Regions from separate parts of the Mus musculus genome. Here regions 1 and 3 are each linked to region 2. The links are chromatin loops, found by intact Hi-C in ENCODE. Cell type or tissue: heart. All regions are shown on one strand.

Evidence for each region. A loop is a pair of places that touch in the nucleus more often than their neighbours do. Peaks named below come from ENCODE experiments on the same cell type or tissue, not always from the same donor. Only the 100,000 strongest peaks of a DNase experiment are listed, where the experiment ranks them.
Region 1: a loop joins it to region 2, with 3 times the contacts of the local background. A loop is called at or near these places in 2 of 42 quality-filtered maps.
Region 3: it touches region 2 in a loop (4-fold over the local background); 4 of 42 quality-filtered maps call a loop at or near these places.

The regions. Positions count from the first base shown.
Region 1 is chr15:78,528,297-78,530,796 of GRCm38, forward strand. C1qtnf6 (C1q and tumor necrosis factor related protein 6) reads right to left here and starts at 1,355. Exons shown (of 3, transcript NM_028331.5): 1 at 1,222-1,355. The coding sequence starts at 1,227. In heart, no CTCF peak of the experiment used is centred here; DNase peaks (open chromatin) are centred at 775, 1,495 and 2,105; H3K4me3 peaks cover 1,794 bases; H3K27ac peaks cover 2,464 bases.
Region 2 is chr15:78,784,698-78,787,197 of GRCm38, forward strand. All of the region lies in intron 12 of Card10 (caspase recruitment domain family, member 10), which reads right to left. Among named protein-coding and RNA genes, the nearest start is that of Mfng, 13 kb to the left of the region's middle. In heart, a CTCF peak has its summit at 1,394; DNase peaks (open chromatin) are centred at 774, 1,374 and 1,934; H3K27ac peaks cover 1,361 bases.
Region 3 is chr15:78,834,929-78,837,428 of GRCm38, forward strand. No RefSeq gene overlaps it. Among named protein-coding and RNA genes, the nearest start is that of Cdc42ep1, 6.5 kb to the right of the region's middle. In heart, no CTCF peak of the experiment used is centred here; DNase peaks (open chromatin) are centred at 703 and 1,383; H3K4me3 peaks cover 212 bases; H3K27ac peaks cover 2,316 bases.

The sequences.
Region 1 (2,500 bases), 260 kb before region 2:
GCTCGGGGGCTGGCACTACCCGATGATCACAGATCAGAAACTGCTATTGAAACCAGACTGGTTTTTACACCTCTTGGCGTCTCTTTGTTTATTTCCTTTTTGTTCCTCTTAACATTTAGTACAAATTCAAAAATATTTTTCTGTGGTTAATACAGGCTGAGAAGGTAAAATGATTACTTCTTGAAAGGCTATGAAGAGGGACTATGTTTTAAAGGGACAGAAGCTCAGAGCCTTCTCTCTAGGGATTGGGGTGACAACAGGAGGTGTCTTCATAGACACCCCCTTTCTGGAATGATCATACTGCTGGGGCCTGCTAGTTCTGCTCCACAGGCAGGGAATTCCCTCAGAGACCAACTCCACGCCTATTCTCAACTACAGGTCGCAGCAACACCCCCCCCCCACACACACACACACATACTTTATTCTGACCATAGATGTGCCCACCCTGTGAAGGAAATCCGAATAACTCACAAACACGTGACCTGGTGGTCATGTGACCTAGTGATTGCAGCTTAGCCCCTCTTTCATTCACACAAGCCGCCAACATGTCTTCCTTGCCAGGCAATATGGGCGACTTACACTCGGGGGAAACTGCCCAGTTTGTCAAAGACTTCAAAGTGCCCATTCCTTCCTCTTCCTGTATAGACCTCACTCTAGAGTCTATGGCTTGAAAGGCAAAGAACTTCCGGAGAGTCAGCATGGTTTGGAGACATTTTTGTTTCCTACCGGTCTGGTCCCTTGGGAGTCAGATGCTCAGAGACACAGAACTGGAGCTTTGGGGCAGGAAGCAGGAAGCAGGGCCCTCTCCCTAGAAACAGGACTAACTGCAGCTGGGATCCCTGGCTGGGTGCTAGGAGAGGGGCCAGGCAGTACCAAGTGTGGGGGTCACACCAACCATAGAGGGGTCTTGCCGGTCCCCACCACCTCACCTAAAATGCCAGAGCCTCTTGGTGGGAGGCTGGGCTACCGACCTTATCATCCAGATGGGCGGGGCTTAGTGGCTGGGGGTGGGTGGGTGGTGAGGAAGTCCCTGCAGGGGCAGGTAAACACCAGAAGCAGTGCAGGGTGGCCAGCAGTGCAGGGTGGCAGATCTTCCAAATGAGCTGGCTAGGCGAGAGGGAAAGAGCTATGTGCTTGCCAGAAAGAGGGGAACAGAGGAATCTCAGACTGTGACCCCAACCCCCATCCCAGTCAGAAGAAGAGAGGCCACCAGCCACTCACCCTCATCCTGCGGCCTCAAGCTCAACTCACAGACCCCGGACGGCCTCTGGCTCCTTGGCCCATGTCTGTGATGATAACTTGTTGCAGGCCCGACCCCTAGGCCTACGACTGAGCTAGGAGGGCGGAGGGATGGAGGGAGGGAGGGAGGGAGGAGGGAGCACGCTGAGCTGGCTTCCCAGTCCCCTCCTCCTGCTCCCGCCCCTCCAGCCTGGGGCTCTGCCTCGGAGGTACTGGGAGACTTGGATCTTTAACATCCTTGGGCATCTGTGGCCCTGGCCCAGCGCTGGGGACCTGTTTGAGTCAAATGCCCTGGGAGTTAGACAGGACGAGCATCAAGAGCCTAGAAAGACTCCGCCTGGAAATTGGAGGCTGCACGAGAGGGGGCGGGGCTCTGCATTACTCAGGAAAAGGGAGGCAGCCCGGATCTAGTCTGAGCCCAAGAGCCATCTGCCAAGAGCTACAGAGACTGAGTGGCATGAGCCACTGGTACCCATCCTCCATAGGTATAAATCCTGGTCCTAACACCCAGCAACATGGTCGAGCATTGCCTCTCCTGCCGGAGGTGTTCAGGGATTCTGCCCCTACCATTCATGCTGGACCAAAGATGGCTTATTCCTTCTTCCCCACCTGGAATCCTGCCTTCACTGACTCTCCTAAAGCCAGCTCCCTTACAGAAGTATAACCCCCAACATGTTCAAGGTGGAGCTGGGGGAGGCAGCCTGTGTGCCCTGGGACTAGGCAAAACCCTGCCTCAGTTTCCTCCTGGGCAAACTGGGGAATGTTTAGCAAAGACCACCGCCCTGGCTCCTAGCCCTGGTTTCCTGGAGGTCGGAAACCCTGTGCAATTCCTGTAAAATGTCCCTCACCCTTGGCGACCTGTTATTTCAGTTTTGCTGGATACCTCCTTGCCTGAGCTAGGTTTCACCTCTCTGGGGAACCTTGGTCCTCAAAAGTATTTAGATTTATTATTCCTAGCCCCACCTCCAGCCTCTCTCCAGGTTAGCAGCTAGAGGGTCTTGGCAGTGGTATTACTCTCTAGCCCACTGCTTAGGGGATAGATTTAGGTCTGGGACTTCAATAAAAAATAAAAAAGTATACCAGCCCTATTTCTTAGGGTCCTTGACAGGGCTGTCTCTGGGTTCAGGCTTCCTGGGCATTTAGGCAGACAATCCAACAGCAAGACTAGGCCTGGAACGAGCCTCAGAGATGATCTAATCCCATCCCTTAATCAGGGACATTGTGGCCCAGGGAGATCAAGCCTTTGGTACAAGGTCACATA
Region 2 (2,500 bases):
TCCAGGCTGCACACGTGACAGATTTGCACCAATCAGGGACCTGGATGCTGAGATCGAAGCCTGCTGCACAGACCAGAAACATGAATATTTCTAGCAATGATGCTGCCATGTTAGACGTGTGGGCAACAGAGGTAGAAAGCAGTTATCACTTCCCAAGGACAGTACAAATGCTGGGTAGTAGACCTGAACAAAGAGTCTAAGAACTTTCTCTGTGTGTGGTCAGAAGGTTCTAGAGACCTCTAGGACCACATGAGTATAGACAGTTACAGGATTCTGCGGACAGACAGCAGGCTAACTTTCTCTAATGCTCTCCCAGTACCCAGGGCCTCACATCATTCCTACCATCTCTTCCACACAGCCATCTGTCCAGTGACGTTCTAGCTTTACTCCACCTACCCCAGTGCCTGACTGACACTGCTCTGTGATGTCCCCTAACAGGAGTGAAGAGGCTGGAGGGGGTGACAGTTTGCAACTAAGAGGTCCAAGAGCTATGTATATGGCCCTCCAAAATGTACACAGCAGACGGAAGGCAGGTGTGCCCAAACTACACCAGCCTCCAGTGGCTTTGAACAATTCCTATACCGGTTCTGGGATGGAAAGATAGCTCAGTAAATAAAGCGCTTGGTGCATAAACACCAGGACCCGGGTTTGGATGCCCAGTACCCGCATGCAAGCCAGGCACTGCATCTGTAACATCAGTGTGCAGGAAGCAGAGACAGAAGGATCCCAAGAGTTTACTGGCCAGCAGGTCTAGCCAAACAGTGATGCATCCTACATCCCAGGATGCAGGGACTTAATGTGGACAGCCATACAAGGAAGTCACTAATGTCAACTCTGTCCTCCACACCTGCACACACATGCCAGCACACCTGTGCGTGCAGACATCCCCATATTCTACTACCTAGACCATGTCTCCTTGCACACGCACCCATATGGGCTCTGCACAGGCACCGTAGTAGCTAGAATATCCAAATTTGAGCCAGGTATTGTTTAATTCAGGACTACTGGTGGGGGTTGGGGGGAGGGCACCTGAGAGACAGCATTGTCATAGGTCTACAGCATACAGCGGAAATTAAGTGGCCTGCCCAAGCCCCCAGGGGAGCAATAAACAGCAAGATTTGAACTCTAGGCATTGGGTACAGAGCCAGATCTTCCAAACCTATAGCCATATCTTGAGACCCAAGTGGGTCACCCTGACCTGCAGTTAAATGAGTGCCTATCCCCCTTTCTCTTTCAGCCACCTGAGCCCACAGCCTGGTCTGTGGTCTTCCTCCAACTCCCTCTTCCCCAGAACTGCATGAGCGGGAGAGGTGACCCAGCCCAGGCCCAGGAGGATTGGGGCAGAGCCTCATTCCCGGTACTGCATCCTGGCGCCCCCTGGAAGACAGCCAGGATGCTGCCTCAAGCTCGGCTGGAGGAAGGGCCAGAGCAGGCAGGAAGGGAGGCACCTCCGCCCCTTCCCCCATAAGCATGTCCTGCACAGGCCTGAGACAATGTCACACTGGGCCCACTGCCTACACTGGGATTGCAACAGAAGCAGGGGGTGGGGGTTGGTGGGTGGGGTGCTAGACGCCTGGCCAAGCCGTCTCTAGGAGGCAGGAGGCCTCTGGTCCTGCTCTGCCCTGATCTGTTTAGCTTGAAATCCCCCTACCCCTAACCCCACCTCACACTGGCTGGCATTCAGTGCTTCCTAAGGCTTTCCTAAAACTCAAGTGTGGTCCGGTCCCTGAAGATGGTCCTAGTACTTTTCAGCCATGCGGTCTCAAGCGAATTCACTAAGAATTCTGAGCTTCGGTTCTGTAGTTTATGAAACAAGGACAATCAAAACAACACTTTGTCCCAGGAGTGAGGCAGCTGCCTTGGCACTGAATGACAGCAAGACATTCCCAGGCATCCAATTCACACAAGCCAAAATCCACATGTCCGTGCCTTAGTCATGGGCCCACGGGGACTCATCTGGCCTGAACTCGTCCCTTCCATCTCCCCTTCTCCCCTCCTCACTGGCTCTTCCCTGGCCAACCTTTCCTGCCTTTCCAAAGCAACTCTGAGTTCAAAGGTCTTGTGGCTTGGGAGGGCGGGGCGGGATGTGTGTGTGGGGAGTTGGGGGTAAGGAGTGCCCTTCCCTCATGGACCAAGTGGGCCATTTTCAGGGCATCCTGCCCTAATGTTTTGTAACTTCTGTTTTGGGTTTGTAGCCACAACAGCTACAGGGGCTCCCGTGGTGGCCCTGGCCATTGTTATGTGGTTCAGCGGCTTGGCTGAATCCTGCCCACCAAGAGCTCAGGGCAGAGAGGAGTAGCTAGAAAGATGCTGGAATGAGGGTGGCATGAGTGACACGGTCTGTACCTCTCAGGGCTGGATGCTCTATTCACATGAACCAGAAATGTCCAGACACCCACATGCAAAAGAGATCATGGTTGCCTTTAGCCGGTGAGGAAATGGAGGCCGAGGGACCAGACAGCAGCCCAGACAGCAGCCAGGGCTCACACAGCACAGACAA
Region 3 (2,500 bases), 50 kb after region 2:
GGGTTGCGGGGGGTGGGGGGAGCTGTGATTCCTATGATGCACACCCCCAGCCTGTGTTTGTAAAACAGCTTCCTCAGGTTGCCACTTTGATGGTATGCATTACTCTTCCCATTTTACAGACAGATAAACTGAGGCAAGGGAGGGTGAGAAGCTTGCCCAAGAATCCCAGTTGGGACTAGCTGGAGCCAGGCCTTCTAACACTTGACAGGGGGAACTTTAGGGCCCTTTCTCTGTGTGTGGCAGCTGAGGTGGGAGGGAGGGACAATGAGCAGAAGACAGAGGGGTGGGGCTGAATTCTGCTGTTGCAGGGAGACATCTTGCCTGGTGGAGTTGCCCTCTCAGATAAGCGGTGAGCTCCCTGCCACTCAAAGGATGTGTGACAGCGGGACTGTCAGACACACTCAGTGTTGCAGGAGGATGTGGCTAACACATGTGGGAGTCTTTCTGACACTTGAGGATTAGAGAGAGCAGCAGTGAGCTTGGAGCTTTTCATGTGCTGTGAGAGGCCACAGACCAATTTCCCAGGGCGATGTCCACACTGCCCAGTTATGTGAAGCCGCGGAGGAAGTGGCCCCATCCCCTTGGCCCTGTGTCCTCGCTGGACAATGGGCCGTGAGGATGGGAAAGAAAGAATTCAGCCAGCCTGCCAGGCAGCGCCATGCAGCAGGGTCCGGCTGGGCCTCTGACCATCTTCCTCTCATCCCCAGCCTAGCCATCTGAGCAGGAAGCTAGGAGCCAGCAAGCCTGGTGGGGGTGGGGGACGAGGACAGGGGTGTCACTGGCTGAACTGGGGGCTGTGCCAGGTGTGCTGCTGAGTTCTGGCCCTGAACCTGTCAGTCCCCTGGGCAACAGCCCACAGGGAGGGTGAGGAAGGAGAAGCCTGCTGCACACTTGCTCATCTTGGGGCCAGGCTGGGGTGGCAGGGGGGCGGTCAGGGGGCCTGGGGGGGCAGTGATGGTGATGATTCTGGCCCAAGCCTGGCCCACAGCCCAAGGGCCTATCTCTCCAGCCAGGCTGGACCATGGAGAATAGGCTATTGTTTGTTCTACTCTTAACGTGTTTCCTGTCCCCCCCAGCCCCTCCCCTCTCACCCACCCCCCTCAAGTGAAGAACAAAGGTCTCCTGGATGTGGACCCCTCCCCACCCTTCCATCCTGGGCCTGGCCAGCTTGGAAGAATTCAGTCCCATCACCCAGGGGACAATGGGTCACCTGGGCCTGACCCTTTCTGATGTCCTCGCCACCATCTGCAACTGCAAGTGCCTCAGCACCCCACCCCCCATGTCCCCATGTCCATCCATCTATCTGTCCTCCTCAGGGTGGGGCCAAGGAACCAGCCCCACATCCTTCCTGTGCTCCCCACCCCCACACACCGCCCAGTGTCTTGCTCTCCTGGAGACAAGAGTGGCAATGAGGTGGGGGAGGTCTTTCCCCACCTCCATTTCCCTGTGGACCAGGGAGTTAGGAGCCAGAGCTGAGCCGCCCAGAAGGATCCTCAGGAGAAAAAGTCACCCGAGCTCTCGCCCTTTTCCCAGAGCCTGGAATTCCAGAGGCGTTTCCGGCTGGCCAGCTGTCTCTGAGCTGTGCTCTGTGGGCCTCCAGCTCATGCCAAGAAACCCTTCGGATTAGCTCCTGTCTTGGCCTAGTGGCTTTCAAGAAATCCTTCACACCCAGGCTTGAGAAGTAGCAGGGACAGATAGGCTGGCACTCATCTGTGGTCACCAGGCCCTTAGGCCAGGCCCAACTCTGAGGTTCCAGTCCTCCTCGTGGCTACGGCCTCATACACACATGCCACACGTATGTGCACACATGCCACCCCTATGCATGGTGTACTCAGCCTGGCTTTCAAGCCTTCCAGTTTGCACAGCCTCTGGGAACTGTATCCTAAAGTCTCTTCCTCTTCCAGGAAGCATCCAGGAAGGAAGGAAGGAAGGAAGGAAGGAAGAAAGAAAGAAAGAAAGAAAGAAAGAAAGAAAGAAAGAAAGAAAGAAAGAAAGAAAGAAATGTGTTCCATCCAGGCCAGGGGCTGGAGAGATGACTCAGCAGCTAAGAGCACCGGCTGCTCTTCCAGAGGACCCAGGTTTGATTCCCAGCACCTCATGGTGGCTCACAACCATCTGCAACTCCAGTTCCAAGGGATCCGACGCCCCCATGGACCTGACAGGTCCCAGGCACACAGATGGTGCACAGATGATCATGGAGGCAAAGCATACATAGACATAAGATGAAAAAAATTTAAAGTGTTAGCATTTTGTCTAAGCTCCGCCCCACAGTTGTCTCTCTTACTCTTGCCTTCCTGTCCCCTTGCCCCTTCACCCCTCTCCCCATTCCCTTCCCCCTCTTTCATGGCTGGTCTCTCCCCTCCTCCTCCTCCTCCTCCTCCTCCTCCTCCTCCTCCTCCTCCCCTCCTCCTCCTCCTCCTCCTCCTCCTCCTCCTCCTCCTCCTCCTCCTCCTCCTCCTCCTCTTCTTCTTCTTCTTCTTCTTCTTCTTCTTCTTCTTTT